Regions from separate parts of the Homo sapiens genome. Here region 2 is linked to region 1. Evidence: chromatin contacts called from ENCODE Hi-C or POLR2A ChIA-PET data. All regions are on one chromosome and are shown on one strand. Each heading gives the region's core, a stretch centred on a gene start or an enhancer-like site at or near the end of the contact. The rest is flanking DNA. Distances are from core to core; before and after follow the strand shown. Region 1 holds the start of FOXL2NB (FOXL2 neighbor). Region 2 holds the start of ATR (ATR checkpoint kinase).

Region 1 (3,897 bases), core at 998-3,497:
TTCTGAAAATCCTTCAGAGGAACTCCTTCATTTGCCCCCAACCCCTACACACACACACACACACACACACACGCACATGCATACACACACAGGCTCTTTAAAGGCTGAAAAGGGAGCCGAGTGTGGAATTCAGGGAAGTGATGACACACACAACAATGCTGTTACACCTGGCTGCTGCAGGGCTGAGCAGCGGAAATGCCTGTGAGAAGAAGAAAGAAAGACAGAGAGACGCAGAGAGCCAGCCTGGGTGGTCAAGAAAAAAAAAAAGGAGAGAAAAGGAGAGAGGAGCCCCCACCAGGATGGGGCCAGACCCAGCTGTTTTTCCCCCTGCCCAGGCCCTGGCTGGGGGAGGATAGGCACTGAGGCCAATCTGCAGCAGCCCCAAACCGGACTCACCACTCCCACCCAAAGCTTGGGCAAGGATGGGGGTAAGGAAGAAGAAAAACATCTGCACTCCTGCTCAGAAAGCAGCAGCAGGGATTCTGCGGAAGTGCTGCTTCCCCCATGTCTGTTGGGTGCAGTGGGAGACCGCCCATAAAAAAAACCAAGCTACTTTGGGGATAGCCTTGCTCCCTCTCATCCTTGTGACCAGGCAAGGGCTGCCCTGCTGACCTCTCTGGTGTCATCTTCAAGATGCTGAATTCCAAAGAGCCCTACCACCCTTGTCCTCCCTCCCTTTCATCTCAGAATGCAGATCAGAGGCCTGAGTGAGCAGCAGACAACACTTGTAGATGGCCTGTGGATGCTGGAACCACAGGCCGCTGAAGGCTCCTTGGGCTTCAGGAGAACCCTCAGAGTCTAAACAGCCTGGGAGGAAGAGGCAGTGACAGGCATTGAGTCAGCCACTCCAGACATGCCAATCACTAATGCACAGCTATATGACATCCATTCAGTCCACCTTCCTCCATAAGGTGGCCTTGCCCCCCTCCTCAGCACCAAGGAGTTTGGGGCTTGAGGATTCAAAACACTGGCCATCTCTCTCATACTTTATGACTGCAGACTTTTTGTTTAGGCCAAGTTAAAAGGCACTGTTAAGGAGCACACTGTTAAAAGGCACACCTGATTTTCCCTGAAACAATCTCTGTACATGCTGAAATAATTGGATTCCCATCAGAATTCTGCTTAAGGTAGGTGACAACTAACTCCTGATTCTTTGGAGAAAGATCAGAACAAATGTCTCATCAGGAGAGAGATTTGAACAAGTCCCTCCCTCAGCCTGATGTTTGTCTTCCCAGTCTGTGGCAAAATACATACACTGGGAGGGAAAGAGGCATCGAAGAATTGTGAAAGAAAGGAAGAAAGGGGGGAAGGAAAGAAGTAAGAAAGGAGAAAAAGAGAAGATGCTATATCCACCAGCTACATTTACTCTAATACTTGATGAACATATTACATAACTATCAGTATAAGTGTGTTTTACCTCGTAAATACAAATCTCACACCTTGTACATGTGCATACCTGTGTTTCTGAGCAGCACACATGCACCTGGTATCTCACCCATCTCAAGGACAGCTCCTCTCCATGACTTCCATATGTGACCCCTGTGCACACACATACACAGTCCCGCAAAGTCCCGGGCAACAGCCCCGCCTGTGTTAGTGCAATAGCTGAGGGGCATCTACTTGGTGCTGTTAAAGCACACATCCAACCTTCACTCCAACCCCGTAGGATTAGTACACGGATTCCTGGTTCCTAGATCCACTGGTAACGCAGGGAGAGGCAGAGGTGATTCAGGCGGCGCCCCTGACGACTATTTCCAGAGATCCTCTCCCCTGCCCCATTCCAGCCCAGTCACTCTGAGAGCGCGAGGGACAGGCCAGGCCGAGGCTTCTTCGTACAGTCACACCCGTTTCTGGGCTGACTTTCCCAAAGCCTCAGAGCAGCTCTCCCCACCCTACCCCGTCCAGCCCCCTCGCCGTCTCGCCCCTCCCCAGCCCCGAGCTAGAAGTTCAGCCTCAAGACGGCAGCAAACGGCAGAGCAAAGGAGTCGTTTTCTTTCACCTGAAAGCCGCGAGGAGGCTTGGAGCGCCTTTCCTCGCTGGGGCCCGAGCTTCCTGGGCTTTGGCCGGGTGCGGGCAGACCCCACCGGGGTCCTCGTCATCTCCCAGCCCAGCCCGCAGAGCGAGTACCGGCAGATTTCAAGGGCGCGTGAGCCTGGCTGTCGGCTGGGCCCCTGAGGCTCGCTGGGCGGGGGCAGGCCGGTCCAGGCTGTGCGGGGCGTTTACAAAAAGTGACTTGGAGATGAACTCGCCCGTGCGCGGCTGGCCGCCCCGCTATAGGGGCGAAGGCGCCTGACGCAAGCGGAACTCGGTGGAGCCCATACGAATCAGAACAGAGCGAGGCTCCTGGCGCACTAGGGACTCCAGGAGGCAGCTCCGCCAGAGACGCGGGTCGTGCTTCGGGAAACCGGGGGGCGGGGGGAGGGGAAGAGCGCAGAAAAGAAAACCCACCAAGGCGGGGACTGGCCTGAGCGGGGAGGGGCGGCGAGGCCGGAGCCCCTCTCTGTTGGGCGGACTCCCCATGGCCAGAGGCTGAGCTCCACTCCCGCCGGCCGCTCCCTAGGGGAAGGGGAAGGAGAGGGGAGAGCAGCGACAGGCCTCCAGCAAGCAAGCGCGGGCGGCATCCGCAGTCTCCAGAAGTTTGAGACTTGGCCGTAAGCGGACTCGTGCGCCCCAACTCTTTGCCGCGCCAGCGCCTGGAGCGGAGAGCAGAGGCGGCCCGGCCGCGGCGCGCCGGCTTTGTCATGATGGCCAGCTACCCCGAGCCCGAGGACGCGGCGGGGGCCCTGCTGGCCCCAGAGACCGGTCGCACAGTCAAGGAGCCAGAAGGGCCGCCGCCGAGCCCAGGCAAGGGCGGTGGGGGTGGCGGCGGGACAGCCCCGGAGAAGCCGGACCCGGCGCAGAAGCCCCCGTACTCGTACGTGGCGCTCATCGCCATGGCGATCCGCGAGAGCGCGGAGAAGAGGCTCACGCTGTCCGGCATCTACCAGTACATCATCGCGAAGTTCCCGTTCTACGAGAAGAATAAGAAGGGCTGGCAAAATAGCATCCGCCACAACCTCAGCCTCAACGAGTGCTTCATCAAGGTGCCGCGCGAGGGCGGCGGCGAGCGCAAGGGCAACTACTGGACGCTGGACCCGGCCTGCGAAGACATGTTCGAGAAGGGCAACTACCGGCGCCGCCGCCGCATGAAGAGGCCCTTCCGGCCGCCGCCCGCGCACTTCCAGCCCGGCAAGGGGCTCTTCGGGGCCGGAGGCGCCGCAGGCGGGTGCGGCGTGGCGGGCGCCGGGGCCGACGGCTACGGCTACCTGGCGCCCCCCAAGTACCTGCAGTCTGGCTTCCTCAACAACTCGTGGCCGCTACCGCAGCCTCCCTCACCCATGCCCTATGCCTCCTGCCAGATGGCGGCAGCCGCAGCGGCTGCAGCAGCTGCGGCTGCAGCCGCGGGCCCCGGTAGCCCTGGCGCGGCCGCTGTGGTCAAGGGGCTGGCGGGCCCGGCCGCCTCGTACGGGCCGTACACACGCGTGCAGAGCATGGCGCTGCCCCCCGGCGTAGTGAACTCGTACAATGGCCTGGGAGGCCCGCCGGCCGCACCCCCGCCTCCGCCGCACCCCCACCCGCATCCGCACGCACACCATCTGCACGCGGCCGCCGCACCGCCGCCTGCCCCACCGCACCACGGGGCCGCCGCGCCGCCGCCGGGCCAGCTCAGCCCTGCCAGCCCAGCCACCGCCGCGCCCCCGGCGCCCGCGCCCACCAGTGCGCCGGGCCTGCAGTTCGCTTGTGCCCGGCAGCCCGAGCTCGCCATGATGCATTGCTCTTACTGGGACCACGACAGCAAGACCGGCGCGCTGCATTCGCGCCTCGATCTCTGAGAGCCCACCGCATGCCGGTGCAGAC
Region 2 (3,897 bases), core at 661-3,160, 3.6 Mb before region 1:
TGTATACATAACTCACACAACGCATTGTTTTGTGGTTTTAAGATTGTATATAAATGATATGACACTATTATGTATACCTTTGAATTTGCTTTTTCAATCAATGTAGTTTTCAGGATTCATCGTTGGTATAGGTAGTATAATTCATTCATTTTAACTATGAAATTATATTCCACTTTATGACTTTACCCCCTCTTATTTAATCTTTGCTGTAATCTTGTGAGGTAGACATTATTAATCCCATTTTATAAATGAAAAAATGGAAGTATTAAGAGATTAAGTAACTTTACTGAGGTCATATAGTTTCTAGCAGATGGAATGAGAACTTGTGTAGGGCCTGTAACTCCCAATCCCATGTCCTTTCTCCTAAAACATTCAGTGATTCATTCAACAAATGTTTACTGAACACCACCTATGTGCCAGGCACAGTTTTAGGTCCTGGGTATCTGAGAGTGAACAAAATAGACAAGACCTTGCTCTCCAAGAGCTTACACTCTAACTGGAGAGAGACAATAATATAGTATGTCCGGGTGTGGTGGCTCTCACCTCTAATTCTAGTACTTTGGAAGGCTGAGGTGGGAGGAGCGTGTGAGGCCAAGAGTTTGAGACCAGCCTGGGCAACATAGCAAGACCTTGTCTCTACAAAAAATAATTAGCCAGGCGTGGTGGCATGTCTGTAGTCCCAGCTACTCAGGAGGCTGAGGCAGGAGGATCAATTGAGCCCAGGCTGAGGTGAGAGGATCGCTTGAGCCTGGGAGATTGAGGCTGCAGTGAGCTATGATTGCAACATTCATTGCACTAGAACCTGAACAACAGAGTAAGACAATGTATCTAACAAAAAAAAGAGGGTGAGACAGAATGTGTATATATGTTAGTCTATATGAGGCTCTTTGGTGTTAATTTGGCAAACACCTGAAGGAAAAAGGGCAATGACAGAGTGGTGTTCAAGGCAGAGAGTACAGCAAATGCAAAGTTCTTGAGGCAAGAGCATATTTGGCTGTCATTCCATCACTTTTTTCTTTAAGATACTGTATCGGTTAACTATCCTCATGTACCAAAGAACAAATGTAAACATACTGCATGACTTTGAGTGATTAACTACATAACTTTGACATGTCAACAATCTCTTATGGTGGTCATCTTTCCAATAAATTGAGTTGAGCTAGAAAATGTGTATTGCCAAAATCCATTGATTTACTTTAAAAATTAAATCACAGGTTGCGGATGCCCGTAATGGTGGCATTTCCACACACAGTACTGTTGCTGATTTGATGAGACACAAATATATTCCAACCCCATTTTCAAATATTAAAAGTTGGTAGGGTCCTCAACGAAACCTAACAGTGACTTCAAGTTGAAAAAAAATGCTTAAAAGGAAAAAAACAGGGAGAGCCCACCTTTTGGCCTGTATCTCTCAGAAAGAGGGACAAGAGCGGTGGGAACGTGAGGAACTTTTAAAATGTGAGAGCGTTACTCTGGGGAAACCTGGAGTTTACTCTTGGCCTTTACTCGCTGGACTGTCATAGTTCTCACATTTGTGAAGCGAGTCTGGGCTGGCGGCCCTCAAGCCCTATCCTCCCCCGATGCGGAAGTCTTGCTTCTCTGTGCCTCCCAGGCTTGAGAACAGCAGAGTCTGGCCGCTCAAAACGAAAGCTTCACGAACGTCGCTCGCTCGGTGCTGAGAAAGAAGCCTGACGCGACCCGGGAAACTTGACCGACGCACGCCCGCCCGCTTGCCCCGCCCCCTAACGGCTTCCCGGCTTCCCCCGGGTCCTATGCAGAAAAGACGCTGGGCCTGGCAAGCGGGGCCAGTAGCGGCTTCCGGGAGGAGTTTTGGCCTCCACACGGCTCCGTCGGGCGCCGCGCTCTTCCGGCAGCGGTAGCTTTGGAGACGCCGGGAACCCGCGTTGGCGTGGTTGACTAGTGCCTCGCAGCCTCAGCATGGGGGAACATGGCCTGGAGCTGGCTTCCATGATCCCCGCCCTGCGGGAGCTGGGCAGGTAGGGCTAGGCCCAGCCTGGGTCCTGCATCCTCCTCCGCTGATTCCGGCTTGGGTTTCACGTGCTCTCCCCTCCCCTGCTGCGCTATGGCTGGGATCCCCTAAGCCCCCGCTGCGGCCCTTGTGGAGATGCTCCGTGGCTGATTTGGGCGCTTCTCCCTCAGAGTGCCCGTTGATAGCACATGGGGCAGTCGCCACAAACCTGCGGGAAGCCGGTCCGTGGGGGAGAGAGGCGTCTGCCGGCCCTGGTTTACCACTCACCCCGATCGAGAGTTTGCTTCCTGCAGCTGGAGGAAGAGTCCCTGCTGATCGCTTTCTGGTCACTTTTCTACACTCATTTTCTTCTCGAAAATCTTTTTCCTTAGACGAGGGACTTGACCCATCAGTTTCTGTTCTTTGTGATCACTCGTGGAGGAATTGGTTTTTAGCCTTACATTTTGTCCCCAAACTGCCCTTGAAAGAAAATCACCGCTTCTCATTTTCTGCAAGTGACATCACTTGCTGGAAAAGGCAGTTTTTTTCTTTGAAGTGAAGTCATAGTACATACTGAAGATGTGACCTCCCTCGTATTGATCGTCCAGTTCCCGATCCGTTATTTTAGTCAGAAATTGGAGAGATAGACCCCTGGGTCCACAAAATCTCAGCGTGCACAGAGTGTTGCCAAAATTTGGAGACAATTTAATATTTCATTTGCAAATGCATGTTGTCTGTAAACCTCATGAAAACCAGTATCTTACCACAAGGAGGGAGAGGTGTTGATGGCTCTCACACCTCTTCAATACACAGGCAGGCTTCCCTGAACCAGGCCTAAAGACTCGGTAGAGCTTGTTTTGCTTTGTTTGTTTTAATTCTACACTACTGCGAACAAGAAATAAATAAGCTTGTGCTGCTACCGCAGTTAAATTATCATTTGGAATAACTGCTTCCCAATTTCTTAAACTGTTTGAAAACTTTCCACACAAAGTCAAAGCTGACATTAAGCCAATGGGATAGCTACTTCTCTTTCTTTTTGCAGCGCAGTTGTGTTCATTTCCACTGGTTGGCCATCCAAATAATCTAGTCTCAATATATGAATAAAAGGATAAATGAAGGGACCATTCTTGTCGTAACTGCATCACTATTTTTGAGTGTGTGAATTTTTTCCACTTATCTGTGGCAAGTATACTTTGTGTTTAGTTTATAAAATAACCTCTACCTCTCTAAAAGAAGAGGAAGAAAAGTGATCATTGTAGGAAGTTGGTTTACAAATTTCATCTTTCAGGCTCATTGTGAAGCTGAGTATATTTTTGCCACTTTGCTTTAAAGTAGAATTAACTGGTTAATACTTCTCTTCCCTCTTCTGTCTTCCTCCGTGAGTCCTGTTAATAAAAATAATTGGTTCTTGGATTATATATAGTCGGTTTCATCAGTAGAGTTTATGTTACCTTTCATTTATTTGTAGCTATTCCAAGAGAAAGAATAGAAAAACTGACCCACAGAGAGTTGTCTAATAGTTTTTAATTGTCATGGCTTTTTCATTACAACTACTTGAATCAAAAAAGCTAATCAATTTTCATAGTATATCCATGACATAGAATGAAACAAGTGTTACCACTGTTTAAGAAAAAGGGACAGAGAAGTTGAAGAACCAAAGGCACAGCTAGCAGATAACAGAGCTAGGTTTCAGATTCAAGCTTTCAAGGCCTTTTCTTCCAAAATGTTTCCTCTTAATTGACTATGGCAATTAGACTACTGAAAAAAAAAGATATTAGTGTTCTAATTTATGGGCTGCTCTTCCTCAGTCCCTCAGATAAATTTTGTCCTATTGTTTTTTTGCTATTAGCAGTCTGCTCTGCATAATCTTGCTAAATGACCTTTCCACTCTCCTGCCTTCAACTATAATCTGCTATTTGATGACTACT

What was found. A loop is a pair of places that touch in the nucleus more often than their neighbours do. ChIA-PET counts read pairs that join two places held with the same protein, here RNA polymerase II (POLR2A). Pooled maps may share reads with other maps.
Region 2: a loop to region 1 is called in a pooled map, with 4 times the contacts of the local background. The contact joins the promoter of ATR here to the promoter of FOXL2NB in region 1. A Hi-C loop is called at or near these places in 1 of 168 maps with a recorded cell type or tissue (naive thymus-derived CD4-positive, alpha-beta T cell) and 4 of 50 pooled maps. POLR2A ChIA-PET finds 5 or more read pairs at or near these places in 1 of 52 experiments (OCI-LY7).

The regions. Positions count from the first base shown.
Region 1 is chr3:138,945,567-138,949,463 of GRCh38, reverse strand. FOXL2NB (FOXL2 neighbor) reads right to left here and starts at 2,247. Exons shown (of 3, transcript NM_001040061.3): 1 at 2,000-2,247. The coding sequence starts at 2,099. It overlaps FOXL2 (forkhead box L2), which reads left to right and starts at 2,327. Exons shown (of 1, transcript NM_023067.4): 1 at 2,327-3,897. The coding sequence starts at 2,742. The coding sequence ends at 3,872. RefSeq lists a silencer at 2,083-2,311.
Region 2 is chr3:142,576,746-142,580,642 of GRCh38, reverse strand. It overlaps ATR (ATR checkpoint kinase), which reads left to right and starts at 1,910. Exons shown (of 47, transcript NM_001184.4): 1 at 1,910-1,997. The coding sequence starts at 1,939. RefSeq lists enhancers at 1,560-1,659, 1,960-2,119.